Linked DNA regions of Homo sapiens: region 2 is linked to region 1. A link is a loop called in an ENCODE intact Hi-C map of the cell type or tissue named here. Cell type or tissue: PC-3. All regions are shown on one strand.

Region 1 (8,000 bases):
CCCTTAACTATGGGGATACTGAGAGCATTCCCAATGGCTCCGTGGGTGAGTAGCTTGACTTCCCTGTCACAAAAGATTGTACTACATCCAGCAGAGTTACAGAAGTAGCATGGTCTTTAGATTTTGGAGATTTGGTTTTGAGTATTGGATACTGCATATTCCTTCCTTCCTTTATTCAAGAAATATTTATTATTGAGTGTCAAAAGTTAACTTATTATGAAGCTAATGGAAATGGTCTTCAAGGCTCTGTACCTGCACAGACCCTCCCCAAAGTCTTGGGAGAGGCTCTATCAATGTACTCATTTGGTCAGACGTTTTTGTGAAACTTGTAATAAGACCTTTTCACCAGAATCAGTTAAGACCACTGTCTCTTTCCTCTCAGACTTTCCCTTGTGTTTCCTGGGAATGGAGGGCTGAAGGCGTTGCTGGGGTTCTGGCTGAAGGAAAGCTGATTGAGGACGCATTTAGTCTGGGTTTCATGGGTTCTCTGTGTGTAGTTCCCAGTCACTTTCGTGGGTGGTCAGGCCATTACTAACCACCCTGGGATAGGAAGGTTTCCAGCAATACTCCTACTGCCTGCTGCATCAATCTACCCAGGGTTTTGCCACGAAAGTGCAAGGCCAGAGGTCATAGTGGACTGTGAATATGTCCTACAGTTGACATGGTTTGGCTGTGTCCTCACCCAAATCTCACTGTGAATTGTAGCTCCCATAATTTCCACATCTTGTGGGAGGGACCTGGTGGGAGATAATTGAATCATGGGGACAGGTCCCCCATGCAGTTCTCCTGGTAGCAAATAAGTCTCATGAGATCTGATGGTTTTACAAGGGGTTTCCCCTTTTGCTTCATTCTCATTCTTTCTCTTGTCTGCTGCCATGTAAGACGTGCCGTTTGCCTTCCATCATGATTCTGAGGCCTCCTCAGCCATGTGGAATTATGAGTCCATTAAACCTCTTTTTCTTTATAAATTACCCAATATCAGGTTTGTCTTTATCAGCAGCATGAAAACAGACTAATACAACAGTGCTTGACACCATAGGCATGTAGATACTAGAAGGGAAACTAGCCAGAGGCAGCCTTTAGAGAGTTCTTCCAACCACCAGTCATGTAAAACTGAAAGTAAAAAACGCAGCTTTCATTGACCCCTGGTCAAAACAGAAGTTCACTTTGGTTAGGAATATACTGAAAAATGCAACAGATAAAATTGTAAAGGCACAAAACAATGTTTTCTTTTTGATGAGAATACATGAAATATGTTTTAAAAGATTTCTTATTTTTGTAGGGCATAAAGTTGTGCACTAACAAACAGTGAGTTTGTATGTGAAGCTGCAAGCTTTATCCTTATGAAATACTGATATTGACAAAGATAATATGAAACTCCTATTGGGCCATTACAATGAGGAGGTCAATGACAAACTGTTGAACGTCATCAGTTCATAGTATTTAAGACTGGTCACTGCACAAAATACTTGAAATGACCTGAATTCCTATAGCTCTGCATGAAAGAAACCTGGTGATCATGTTTCAGAATTAGACAACAATCCTAATAACATACGTGACATTACCAGTAACAAACTGTAAAGCTGAGCTATTAATACAAACTAAGCAATAAATTAATCAGTTCCAAAAAGCAAAACAAAACAAAATAAAACTTTCAACTATGCTAGAGGAAAGATTGAGTTACATTTTAATTCTTTGTATAGAAAAATATATATAAAATTATTATCATAGAAAGAGGTGATTAAAGAGGATATAGCCAAAAATGTGGAGAAAAGGTATTGTAGAAATGAATAGGTAGTTGATTAATGAACATATTATGTCCTTTTTCTGGACTTTGTGATTTTTTTTGTTAGTGTTGGCTATTTAAAAAATAATTTGGGGCTGGCCAAGGTGGCTCACGTCTATAACCCAGTCTATACTAAAAACACAAAAATTAGCCAGGAGTGGTGGCGGGTGCCTGTAATCTCAGCTACTCAGGAGGCTGAGGCATGAGAAATGCTTGAATCTGGGAGGCGGAGGTTGCAGTGAACTGAGATCACACCACTGCACTCCAGCCTGGGTGACAGAGCAAAAGTCTGTCTCAAAAATAATAATAATAATAATTTGGACTGGGCATGCTGGCTCATGCCTGTAATCCCAACACTTTGAGACTTGAGGCAGGAGGATCACTTGAGCCCAGGAGTTCACAAGGTCACAGTGAGCTATGATCGTACCACTGCACTCCAGCCTGGGCAACAGAGCAAGACCCTATCTCTAAGAAAAATTTTTTAAAATTAAAAAAAATAATTATTGTAATTTCTAATTCTAAGTAAGTATTCACTTTTATACCTAATTTTGTATTTGTACATTTGTGTTCTCTTTTTCTTTAAGCAGATCCTTTGGAAATGTAAGCTTCCCACCTCATAAACCTGGATTCATCCCTCTTAGCTCTTACTAGGTACCAGTGATAGAGCACTGGGAATACAAAACTTCCCTCCACTTCTGGAAGTTTACATTCTAAGAGTGTGAGCTGTTAGATACCTAAATAAAATAGGCAATAAATTCGATGATGGTAGATGCTCCAAAGAAAAGTAGAGTAAGGAGGGGGATGAAAAAGTGCTGAGAGTGTGGGTTCTGCATCTTAGACACCTTGAGAGAACATAGATACCAAAAGAAAGGAGCAAGGAGGGAATGAGCTGTCTGGAGCAAAGTGGGTCTCAGGCAGGGGGAAAAGCCAGTACAACCCGCGGGCAAGCCTAGTGTGTTCCGAGTGTCCAGAGCCAGGAGAGAGAGGAGGGAAGCAGGAGAGATGAGTTCGGAGAACCCAGTGATAGCACAGGGCCTTTGGCCATTTCAAGGAAGTTGGCTCTTACTGAGCAGGAAGGGAAATATTGGACGATTTGGGGCAACAGCTTGACATGACCTGTCTTAACATTGAAACCAAGTCACTCTAACTGGCGGTGTCTTTTTTTGTGGCTTTTTTGTTTTAGTTTCTGGGACAGATTCTCCTTCTGTTGCCCAGGCTGGAGTGCAGTGGTGCCATCATAGTTCACTGCAGCCTCCATCTCCCAGACTCAAGCAATCCTCCCACCTCAGCCTCCCGAGTAGCTGAGACCACAGGTGGTGCCACCACACCTGGCTAATTTTTTTTATTTTTTATTTTTTGCAGAGACTGGGTCTCGCAACGTTGCCCAAGCTGGTCTTGAACTCTGACCTCAAGTGATCCTCCTGCCTTGGCCTTCCAAAGTGTTGGGATTAGAGGTGTGAGTCACCACTCCTGGCCCTAACTGGTGTTTTGAAAACAGATCAAAGGACAACAACTGAGGAAGCGGGTGACCAGTTGGAAGGCTATTGCAACGAGCCAGGTGACTGTGACACAGGTGGTAAATGGCCGGATTCAGGATCGATTTTAAAGGCAGAGCTGATGAGTTTCGAGAGAAAGAAAGGAATGAAGGATGATTCCAAAGCTTTCCACCTGAGCAGTTAGAAGAATGAAGTTGTCATTTGTTAACAATGGGCAGGACTGTGACAAAAGCAGATTGGTCTGTTCTGATTGTGTAAGATTTGAGGTGATGCGGAGGGCAGGGTTGAATATGAGCTGAGGAGAGACTTGTGGGCTGGAGATACAAAATGGGACTTCCTACACATGTGGAGAGAGAGAGAGTGTGTGTGTGTGTGTGTGTGAGAGAGAGAGAGTGTGTGTGTGTGTGTGTGAGAGAGAGAGAGAGAGTGCTTTTCTCCAAGGCTGGAGAGGGTGGACAAAAGAAGGAAAGAAAAGCTAAGCAGAACACTAAGGCTTAGTTTCTGCCATTTCTCTAAAACGTTCACAAAAGTTGGTAAAAGTTCTTAACATTTTACAACATTACCTCGACCCTCACATTCTCCACGTGACAAGTACTCCGCTGTTCATGTGCTTTCCTAGGTTTCCAATAAACCAGTGAACTCTTAGGAATGTCTCAGACATTGCTGATTTCATCATTTTAAAAGATTTTCAAATACTGTTGGTGTGTGGAACTCCGTGGAAGCCAAAACCTGATTTTGTTTTTTTATTGATTTTTATCTCACCATTTCCTGTACACACTGTAGGTTGGGAGTTTATTTTTTATGACTTTTTCTTTGCACAGTTGGTGAGTGCTGGCATTTAAAAAATATTTTTAATAAAAAACAATTGAGGAAGTTGCACTGAATCCTGAATAGGTTTATGCCCTAGTTCTTTAGAACTTTTGCCATTTTCTGAGAGCTCAATGCTAAATTGATTACTGACTGCCTCCCAAAGAAACCCCAGTCAAGCAATTGGTATGTGAAGGGAAATTTTCCAAAGGACACACCTAACATTTGTCGCATTAGACTTTCCACTGTCTCCTTAAAACAAGCTAGATCACCTGAAAATTATGCAGGTATCTATTTGCCTCCTGTATGTGTCGTGAGTAAATACATCACGAAGCTTTAAATCTCATCCAAAGCCTTGCTTTTTAAAGGGCTCAGATGCAGTTTATACAAATCTTCGGAACTGTGGAAATGATTTGGATAATTTTATTACTTTAATTTTTCCAAACAGACAAAGGGCAGCATTGTGTGCTGGCCTTCGCTACATGAGAACTTCCTGTTTCTCTAATGAGGGTTTAGATGTTTCAGGAGTAAGTCAGGATGTAGTCGGTCTTAGCGAAGAGTGGAGCAATTGTATACTTGGAGGTGTCCCTTGTCTGACACAGGCTGCTACGAACGGCTGCCTTCCCATCTGTTCCCAGCCTCACACACTGCCTGGAGTGGTGGTTCCAGAGCCCCCTACAGGGGAGCACTTTCCTGTTGCAAATTACACACTGCCTGGAGTGGTGGTTCCAGAGCCCCCTACAGGGGAGCACTTTCCTGTTGCAAATTACACACTGCCTGGAGTGGTGGTTCCAGAGCCCCCTACAGGGGAGCACTTTCCTGTTGCAAATTACACACTGCCTGGAGTGGTGGTTCCAGAGCCCCCTACAGGGGAGCACTTTCCTGTTGCAAATTACACACTGCCTGGAGTGGTGGTTCCAGAGCCCCCTACAGGGGAGCACTTTCCTGTTGCAAATTATCGGGGTTTTCTGCTCTGTACTGAGACTTGCCCTTTGTTGCCTTTGTTCTTTTGGGGCCATCATACACCCAGAGGCAAAAATAAGGAAAGACATTACTCCTGCATTTTTACCTACGTTTGGATGGAATGAAATCTGTGAATGCAATCCCATAAATACATGTTTGAACCAAAGCAAGACACTATCACCACAAGAGGCATGAGGGAAGCATGCCAAGGGGAAAAAAAAGCAGAGAAAAGGGCATCCGCTATTACGAAGTTGTGATAAGCATTGTGAAGTTTCAAAAAAGAAAATAATTTAGGAGCTCTAATTAAAACAAAAAAAAGAAAAAGAAAAAAAAAGCTGGATTCAGTGGCTCACGCCCATAATCTCAGCACTTTGGGAGGCAGAGGTGGGCGGATCACTTAAGATCAGGAGTTAGAGGAAGCCGGGCCGAATGGTGAAACCTCGTCTCTACTAAAAATATAAAAATTAGCCAGGCATGGTGGCAGGTGCCTGTAATCCCAGCTACTCAGGAGGCTGAGGCAGGAGAATCGCTTGCACCCAGGAGGCAGAGGTTGCTGTGAGCCGAAGTCACGCCACTGCACTCCAGCCTGAGAGATAGAGTGAGACTCCAACTCAAAAGAAAAAAAAAAAACAAACCCAAACCTTAGGCTCCCCTGGCTGGTGGCGGCCCCTCATCACATTCTTATAATTAAGGCAAATAACTGGCTTCATTATTTTTTCTAAGTCACATAGTGCTAAAATAAAGTAATTTTTTAAGGATCTGCTTCAATTGAGTATTTTAGTATTCCATCCTCACAAGACTCGCTGTTTAAATTGTAGGCAGTGTGTAATAGAAGACTCACAGGATCCTGACATTCACGTGTTATTCACATGCTATTCCTCCCGATAGGATTGGGCTGCAAGTACAAGGCTATGCATTGCTCACCAAAACATTTTTAATCTCAAAGCAACTTTGACGTTCTTACTGGCCCCTTAATAGGTACTAAAGGTTGATCCCAATTTATCTGAGAGGATGTTTTGGTGTTAAGAAGCTCCCAGTCTGACATCTGAAACCAGCAAGCTGGGGAGCGTCTTTAGGATTTTAGTCCTGTTTTATTACAATCTCCAAACATACTGGACAGACTTCCTTGCACTGCAGTCTGCGTGTCACCTGAACTGTAATGTTGCCAATCTTTCTCCTCTAGGTTCTAAGCAACTGGGCCAAGAAACTGCTGAGTCTATATTTGAATCTTTTTTGGGACTTTCCAGAAGCTCAATAAATATTATTAAACTGAAATACACTAAATAAGTACTTACAATGCCAAAAACCTTTTCTATTGATGTGCATATTTTGATTTCTTTTGTCAGAACTTCAAATTTATAAATCATATTATTGTTACCAAAGATGAATGAGAGTTTATCTGTCTTGGAGAGGAACATATGTAAATGAGGATATGAATGACTACTTTTAATTTCATGAAAAAAACGTACATTGCAACCAACAATTTGCATTGTAAATATTATAATTAGAGCAGAGACAATCCCTGGCAATCTTTGAAGAAAGGCTGGTGAAATCTTTTCAGAGAAAGCTTTTATTTTCCTAAGCAGCCTACATAGAGATTTAATCTGATTATTTAGTTAAGTTCGTAAAGATGAGCTTTTACAAAGCCTTAGCAAAGCCCATTCATCTTGCTAGTCCCTTACCTGAAGAATAGAAAAATAAAATGTACTTTATTTTATAAATGTTTACTTAGATTAGATTCCTTTTTCCTGCACATCTTGGTTTTATTTATTTTATTTATTTATTTTTTTACGACCTCTAAGGACCAAATCTCCAGCCTGTTAGAAATGATGCTATGTCACCTAACATTTTACGTAAAATTGCTATTGAAATAACCACTAGATGGCAGTGAATTGGCATAAAAATGAAGGTCTGGCAAGAAGATGCCCACTAGTAATTCAAAGGGGCAACAAAACAGTCTGTTCATAGATGCTCAACACCTTTCTTCCCCTCAGCATCCACGTAGCACTGAAGATTACTAGAAACCGTTGCTCACCATCGAGGCGGTGGCTTGACAGGGTCAGTGGATAGGACAATGACGAGCAGGGTGCAGCTACCAAGCCCTATATAGAGTGAAATGAACTTGAGCTTTGGAATCAAGCAGCCTGAGTTTGGGTCTTTGCTCCCTCACTAGCTAGGTATGGGATCTTGGATGAATTGCTTAACTTTGCCAGGCCTCAGTTTCCCTATCATTAATGCAGCAATAGTAATAATACCTCCTTCGTGGGTCAGAATGGAATGAGATGCTGTGCGTAGAGCACCTTGGAATGAGATGCTGTGTGTAGAGCACCTTGCATATAAAAGGTGCTTCAAATGACTGCTAGTACAGAATTTTCCAGGTCATCCAGAATTTTTCAAATTTTCAAATAATAAAATAAAACCTAAATCATATACTTGGGCTGAGTGAGTGTGGGGCAGCACTCTATAATAAAACACATTTATATTTCTGTAGCAAAATATATTCATACTAAATGGAATACATAATATATCCAAATATCAGTTCAGGTCAAATGTCACCAAATGAGTTAGAAAAATTCTTGGTGTTTAGAATTTTGGAGATTTGGGGATTGTAGGTAAGGGATTGTGGGTTGGAACTATCTGTTTATAAACCATGTCTTCATGGCCCTATATGCATGGCCCTATATGCATGGCCCTATATGCATGGCCCTATATGCATGGTCCTATATGCATGGCCCTATATGCATGGCCCTATATGCATGGTCCTATATGCCTATGAGCATGAATGCCCCAAGTAGGGGTGGGGAGAACATTGAGCTGCCCCTTTTATTTCCACATCGTTCTCATCATCCTGGGTAAACTGCTATGCTGACTACTCCCTCTAGACGATTTTGATTTTGGAATTTGTGTCTGACAAAATGACTGCATAAAAAGCAGGGGAAAATAGGTAA
Region 2 (8,000 bases), 480 kb after region 1:
AGTAGCTGGGACTACAGGCGCCTGCCACCACGCCTGGCTAATTTTTTGTATTTTTAGTAGAGACAGGGTTTCACCGTGTTAGCCAGGATGGTCTCGATCTCCTGACCTTGTGATCTGCCCGCCTCGGCCTTCCAAAGTGCTGGGATTACAGGCGTGAGCCACCGCGCCGGGCCCCCAGGCACTCTTTATAAATGTGTGGACTCAGAACATGTACAGTGTGTGTCATGACATAACAATGTAAGAAAAAAGAGAGAAAAACTTCACAAATAATGGAAGGCCTAAACACGACCTGGAGGCTGCAGCAAGAGTGCTGGACATGGGACATGACATGGGAAGGTCAGGGGCAGAGGAAACGTGCTGGGATCCGCCTCCTTCATGATCTAGGCCAGGCTGGCCGTCTGTTTTCCTGGAGTGGGGGCCTTAATGCTGCAGTCCCACGAGAGGCCCCATTCACCGGTGCCCTTCAGGGACTTGCTCCATCAACCCCGTAGCTGGACCGTGCGGACTCTGCTGCTAACTCCCCAGCACATCCTTCTCCACTGCCCCCATCAAACACAAGACACCCCCTCCCTTTTATCCTCCATCAGAACATCCACCTCCCTGGCACGTCCGTCCAATCCAAGTTTCGCATAGTGTCCTCCTGGCCCCTTGTCTGCTGCAACTGTTCTCCCTAAAGTCTCCAGAGATTTCCCAGGCACCAAATTCAGGGAGCAGACTTCGGTCCCCCTCTTACCCCGTGGCTCTGCGGAAGGGACCCCGTGACCTCCCTCTCCCTTTTGCATCGCCCTCTTCCTGTGGTATTTGGGACGCCCACTCTCCTGCCCTCCCTCTTGTTTCTCGTGTGTCTCCCCTCCGTGTTTCATTTCAAGCCGCCTCTTTCTCTGGGGAATATTTAAAGTTCAATGCAAGTATGATCAATGTAAACTATTGATGATAATTTAAAAAATCATATTCACTGTATGATGTGTCTGTTAGTCTGTGCCTGTCACATTCAGTATTTCTTTGTACTTTCACCACAAACCAAGGAGGGAGGCGAAATAATGTTCTCTATTTTCGGTGTGAAATCTACAACTTGGAAAGATTAGATAACTTTCCATAGGTCACACTGCTATTACTAGTTCTCTCTCTGCAGTAATAATTATTATGGTAATTCTTTTTTTTTTTTTTTTTTTTTTTTTGAGACAGGGTCTCACTCCGTCACCCAGGCTGGAGTGCCGTGGCGCAATCTCAGTTCACTGCCACCTCCGCCTCCCAGGCTCAAGTGATCCTCCCACCTCAGCCTCCCAAGTAGCTAGGATTACAGGCACTCACCACCACGCCCAGCTAATTTTTGTATTTTTAGTAGAGATGGGGTTTTGCCATGTTGGGCAGGCTGGTCTCGAACTCCTGACCTTAGGTGATCCACCTGCCTCAGCCTCCCAAAGTGCTGAGATTACAGGTGTGAACCACCATGCCCGGCCTATTATAGTAATTCTTAATTAAAATAGTATTTATGTTATAAATAGTACTAATTTAAAATAGTGTTATTTTAGGCCAATTACTGAATAGCCAGGTACTTTATATATATTTTAATTCTCAGGAGTAGCTCACAATATAAAAATTATCCTCATTTAACTTATTTAATATAAGAGTCCTTTAATATTAGAGTTCTGTGAGGTTTCTCACCACCCTCATCTCCCTCAGTGCTCTACTCTACCTGGACGGCCTGTCCACACCTCCGGCTGCAGCCGCTGCCCCACAGCAGAGGCAGGAGGTGAACCTGACGATCAGTTTCTCCTCCTACCAAGCTTCAAGTGAGTGAGAGTTATGGGGGGTGAGGGGAAACAGATAAATACTGGGTTGAACTATACGCGCTTGCTTTAGAGAAGGTCAATCACACACAACACCGGCACTTGCACTTGGTTTAACCTAACAGACTATAGTATTATATAAGAATGGGGGGCCCTACAAGAAGTCCACAGAGGGAACCCTGTTATAGAAATGGAAGGACTGCTCGTGGGATATGCAGAAACAGTTCACAGGACTTTGTCTCATCGAAGCGAGGGGATGCGAGAGAAGGGATGAGAAAGGATAAAAGCTGTTAAGTGTTCAGAAACCAGAGACAGCCTGGTCAGCATCAGCCCTACTAGCCCAGGCCCAGACCCAAACCCCAGCTGCTCTAACCGTCCTTCCTCCACCTTCCAACCTGTCATCAAGACCTATTTTACGTCTTCTCTTTTATCTCCATGGCAAAGGCCCTACCTGAAGCCCTCATCAATGCTTACCAGAAAGATTCATTTCGGGTCTTGTCTCCTAACCCAACACCCCTGGCAGCCATTCCCTCCTCAACGCTGGCAGCAGGGCGATATTCAAACACACAGCTCCAATCACACCCTGGCCCACTCCATGTCTGCACAAGTTGCTGGTGAGTCCCAGGACAGGGAGGACGAGGTGACCTCAGCACCTCAACACTGCACAGGAGACCCTTCCGACGTGGCTGCTTCCCACCTATCAGCCCGAGACCTCCCCTCCCTGTCTCTGTCTTTTCCATTCTGGTCACTCTCTCTCCAGTGTCTACCTCGGGCAGGGCCTGCCTACTTGCCTGGGCCCGTCTTCCCACGCTGGTCACTCTTCTTGGGGCTCTTCTTCCCATCCTTCAGGTCTCAGATGAACAGCACCCCCTTCAGGAGGCAGCCCGGGCCACCCTGGGCTGATGGGCCTGCCCGCCTCCGTGCCTTCAAGTGCAACCCCCGACAGTCATTCATCGCCTTGACCTTCACAGTCCTGTCCTGTGGCCGCTAACCACACATGTCTACCAAATGCTGGAGATGTGGCTGATGCAAGCGAAGAACCAAATCTCTGAGTTTAAATTTAAATACTGAAGCGGTTTTGTCAATGTGGATGCCAATATTAAAGAAAATAATTTTTGGTACAGGACGGAAAAATTTTAAATATGTTTGAACTACCTTTTCAATTGTAAATTTTCTGTAATCTACATGTAGATCAAGTATTTCTGAGGAAAATGTAGCATCCTAATTGAGCTGGGCTATAAAATATACACTCAATTTTGATGACTCAGTACTAAAAAAGAAAGTAAATATTGCTTAATACTTTTAAAACCTGATCACATGACAAAATGCTTATTTTTAATATATCAGCTCAGATAGAATGTATTATTAAAATACATTTCACCTACTTCTTTTTACTATTGAAAAATGTGACTACTAAAAAATTTTAAATTACATGGGTGGTTTACATTGTATTTCTGTTGGACAGCAGTGGAGTGAAAATATAATAATATATTATATTATATAATATATATTATATAATATAATAATATATTATATTATATTATATATATTATATATTAGAAAATATAATAATAATTGGTTTATTACTAGTAATTATAATAGCTGCCATTTATTTCATGTCTAGAACTTTAAATGTTACCGCACTGACTTCTCAGAAAGGCCTTGATATACACATATAATTATGTCTATTTTATGAATAACAAAATAGTGGCTCAGAGAGGCTAATAAATTAGCCCAATGTCACACAGTTGGTCCTGGAATAAAACTCACATTAGTCGAGACTCCAACACCTGGATCCACAGGTATGTTTTCCCCCCATACCATCATCATGTGTAGCTTCCCAGTAGACTTGAATCACAATTTCCCAACTACCTGTCGCAGTTCTTAGTACAGTGTCTGGGAAATACCGGACACTTAATAAACAATGAATGAACGGAGGAATGAATCACCAAGGCTTGCAGTAATGATGAAAAGAAATGACATGAAAATGATAAAAACATTCTACAAATCGTGAAGCCTTGTAGAAATGCTGTTATCATAATTATCCTGGTATGATAGCCAGTCAAGGTGGCCACCTGCTGGAGATCAGCTTGATTGGCCCAGGGCCATAAAACATTTCCAATCTCTCCACGTGTGCCTGGGAAAGTATGTTTTCTGTACAGCTGGTGCCCTCTTGTGTCCCCATGTCGTAGTACCATAGTATGACTGGCGTTTATATGAAATACTCAAAATAATTTATAATTGCCACTTTTGTTCTTTCACTCCTTCAAAATCTGAGGGCTGAATCATCCCTCCGGCCAGGTCATCTGCTGTGCAGGAGAATCTAGTTTTCTCCACGATCCATAATTTCAAGGATCGAATTCAGCAGAGTGCCATAGGGGTCGGGCAGTTCTGGCACAGAGGGCTAAGATGCACCACACGGTGCTTTACGCAGTTTCTGGGGTTACAGTCTTACCATTTCCCACCCTTCATCTTGGAATCCCATCTGCCTCGTGCAGCCTCTGAAGCATCTCCCTTACGAATGTGACAGGCTCTGAGCTTCCCCACTTTCATTTCAGTCACGGGGAGCAGAGCCGGAACTCTGTCAAGTCACACTGGCCGCTCGGGTGGCAGGCTGCATCTTTCCAGGCCACTGACCCCTATGGGTTATGACTAACCAAGCTCAGGATAGGGTAGCTAGGGAAGAACTGGGTCGTGGGTCTGTATTTGATCAGAGACCCAGCATTAATGCAAGTAACCCCTCAAGAGAGTGTGACCTCCTAGGCGGGGCCCTGTGTGACACATGTGACTATACGGTTGAAGACTTCCTATGGCAATAAACAGCTGACCTGACTTCACGCTCACGCACTCACCGCGGCAGTTCTTGGCTGTCACAGCGTCCCCATAGAACCCGTCAGCACACCTTTCACAGTGGGCGCCATCTGTGTTCCCCAGGCACTTCAGGCACTCCCCGGTGACTGAGTCACAGTGACCAGCCTCCGAGGGGTCCACGTTGCCGCTGCAGTCACAGGGAACACAAGATTCGCCAGGCACTGTTGGGTTTCCATAGTAACCATCTGCACATCTGTATCAAAGATTGAAAGTGGGATCAGACAAATGCAGTTACTTAAGGCCTTACCGCACTATCCAGGGACTCCCTGAATGGCTAATAAATCAGACGGACTCTGTTCCCTGAGATTTACTGTGAAAGGGATATGACTCCCCACTCGGGCATTCCCAGATCTCCTTCACCTGTCGCGGTGAAGGGGGAGAGCATCCAAAATGAGGCATAAATCCAGGGGACATGCACCTGTTTCCAGGGCCAACTCTGACCCACCCCTGACCACTCCGGATGCCGCACAGCCTCCTGCAGGCTCAGCCAGAGCTGGGCACTGAGACGCACACATAGGAAAGACAGCACTGGCCTTCAGGAGCCAGAAGACGGCTACTAAAGCAAACCACCTGTCATCTCCAGAACAGCCCGGAGCAATGGAATATTCAAATGTGTGAACCACAGATACCGACTCCTTGCTGCTTCCTATTGTTTTTGTTTTGTTTTGTTTTTTGAGATAGAGTCTCACTCTGTCTCCTAGGCTGGAGTGCAATGGCGCAATCTCCACTCACTGCAACCTCCACCTCCCAGGTTCAAGTGATTCTCCTGCCTCAGCCTCCCAAGTAGCTAGGATTACAGGCACCCGCCGTCATGCCCGGCCTTTTGTTTTTTTTTTCTTTTTGTAGAGACAGGGTTTTACCACGTTGGTCAGGCTGGTCTCGAACTCCTAACCTCAGGTGATCCACCTGCCTCAGCCTCCCAAAGTCCTGGCATTACATGTGTGGGCCACCAAACCCGGCCTATTGTTCTTGATGAGAACTCAGATTAGCCAGGAAAAGAGTACCGTTCTTTAAAAATTCCCAGTAAGGTTTAACATTAATTTTAAAACATGAAATACTGATTTTTCTCAATGATTCTATGAAATAACAATTATGCATCAAAACTCCAAAACCACACTTAACTACGCATTTAAAAATAAACACATAGAATTTATATTTAATTTCGAAAATGTGTTGAAGCCAGTGGATGCAGAGTACCTCTCACACCAAGCTCCTGAGTAGCCCGGGGCACACCAGTCACAGACCACTTCATCTCCATCATTGAGGTGGCAGGTGGGGCTGAAACTGTCAAAACATTAGAAATGAACAAAATTTTCCAATGGATGAAGCCGAATTTCTAACTATTTAAAATGCTTCATTTCTACTACTCCTGTGCTTCCAGACCTTCAATGAGACCTCCTTAGCTCAGAATCCGGGGCCTCTGGTCACCCAGCCCACCCTGTGAGTCTCAACCCCTCACAGACTCCTGGTCCCATGATCCAGGCACTGACACTCACTCCTCACTCCCTGCTCCCTACTCCTCTCATTCTCAGCCCACAGCGCGCCTGCTTCTCTCGCTGTCTGCCTGGGTTAACCCAGCTCAGCCCCAGTGCCCAACTCAGCTGATGCTTCCTCCAGGAGGCCTGCTCGGGTGCTCCTAGGATGCTGGGTTCCCCAGCTCGGGTTCCCTGGCACTGACTTCCCACCTCAGAGCACTGCCCATACCAGGGCAAAAGTGAGCTCACTCAAACACAAAGTGGTCAGGAGGCTCTCGCACCTCTCCAGGGACCCCCTGCTAACGGATGCCCCTTCCAACCCTATTCCTAAACCTTGAGGATCCTGTGCAGGGTGGATGACAGTACCCACCCCCAATTTCATCATGAGTAACCCTGACTGCATCCTTTTTATATACTGGGAATTCTTTGAGAGTGGGTGAAGGAAGAGTTCTAAAGGTTAAACCAGCGAGAGACAGAGGCTTTTAAGCTGCTGGCCTGTGGGATGCACTTGCCCCAGTGTGACTATAAGACCTTGCCTGGTACATCTCCTTCCACCTCCCTCCATGCCTTCTGTTCCATGGCCTGCTGCAGTTCCTCAAATGGGCGATGCCTGTTCCTGCTGCCATGCCATGGCACGCCCAGCTCCATCTGCCTAGAACGCCCGTCTATGCTGCCTGTGAAACTCCTTCTCCTGCAAATCTGAGAGAAGAGCTTCCTGCACCCACCTAGGTAGGCTGGACACTGCTCTCCCTCCTCCCCACCATCTGGTGGACAGGCCTCACTACAGTCACGACCACACTGAGTCCCCTGGGGCCCACGGCCAGGTGAGAACAGTTTGCTATTCAGAACACCTGCTGTAAAACTCAGGACACAGTAGGCACTCCATAAATATCTGTTGAATCAATGAATGGATTTAGACTGCTCTTGTTTAGCCTCATGCGTACATATTTTGGTCATTAGATCAAAAACTCCCTAAGTCGAGGGACAATGTTTTATTCCTCTCTGTATCCCTCCACCTCCTAGCCCACTGGTAAGTAGACAACATATACTTGTGAAACAACTGATGACCAAGAGGAATCAAGAGGGAAAACGGCGTGTATAGGTCCTTGCTGGCACACACCTCTTCTTGCCTGCTTTCATAAGCCAAACGTTGGTTTACAAGAAAATAACCCACCCCTCTGTCTTTAATCCAAATCAATTGTCACTGGGCAAAATTCACACACGTATTACACACACAGTCTTGCTCTGAAGTCATTAGTACGCATCTGGGTGGGAATCCTGGCCATGCTGGCAGGAACCGCTGATGAGGTCCGAGGCTTACTTGTTGGAGGCTATGGTGAGAGGGCAGGCGCAGGGCTGGCAGTCCCCAGGTGTCCCTCGGGAAGGCTCCCCGTAGAAGCCGGGCAAGCACTGCTCACAGTGGACGCCGGTGGTGTTGTGCGCACACGCCTAGGAACATGCACCAGAAGAATCAGCTCAGGTTGTCTTAAAGGATTTTCAGATTTATCTATAAGCAACTTGAAGTCCAAGCGGAAAAAAAAAAGACAAAATGCTAAAACCAGTCACCAACCTCTGAGCTATATGAGGAAGGCCTCCTGTTTTCAGATTAATATCAGCAAGTGTAATTTGTATAAATGAGAAATCTGAGAGCTTTCTCTCTGACTGATGAGCATGGACAAGGGCAGGAGATGGAGGATCAAGCTTTTGCAAACATGACAGCAAGTGCTGCTTCGGCCAGAACCTTCCGACTGCTACCTCTAAGGGGAATTCTGATGAAGAGTGGGATATGCACGTGGTCTCACAGTGTCCGCCTCCAACTGTTTTTTAGTTGCAAAAGGAAAGAATCGTTCATATATAGTGGAAA

The links. A loop is a pair of places that touch in the nucleus more often than their neighbours do. Peaks named below come from ENCODE experiments on the same cell type or tissue, not always from the same donor. Only the 100,000 strongest peaks of a DNase experiment are listed, where the experiment ranks them.
Region 2: it touches region 1 in a loop (8-fold over the local background); 5 of 110 quality-filtered maps call a loop at or near these places.

Annotation. Positions count from the first base shown.
Region 1 is chr18:6,536,581-6,544,580 of GRCh38, forward strand. All of the region lies in intron 2 of LINC01387 (long intergenic non-protein coding RNA 1387), which reads left to right. Among named protein-coding and RNA genes, the nearest start is that of LINC01387, 29 kb to the left of the region's middle. In PC-3, CTCF peaks have their summits at 4,917 (motif pointing left), 5,135, 6,941 (motif pointing right) and 7,149; no DNase peak of the experiment used is centred here; H3K4me3 peaks cover 593 bases; H3K27ac peaks cover 720 bases.
Region 2 is chr18:7,018,522-7,026,521 of GRCh38, forward strand. It overlaps LAMA1 (laminin subunit alpha 1), which reads right to left. Exons shown (of 63, transcript NM_005559.4): 17 at 7,458-7,585; 18 at 5,859-5,945; 19 at 4,643-4,854. Among named protein-coding and RNA genes, the nearest start is that of LINC00668, 93 kb to the left of the region's middle. In PC-3, CTCF peaks have their summits at 3,917 (motif pointing left) and 4,121; a DNase peak (open chromatin) is centred at 3,930; H3K27me3 peaks cover 2,329 bases.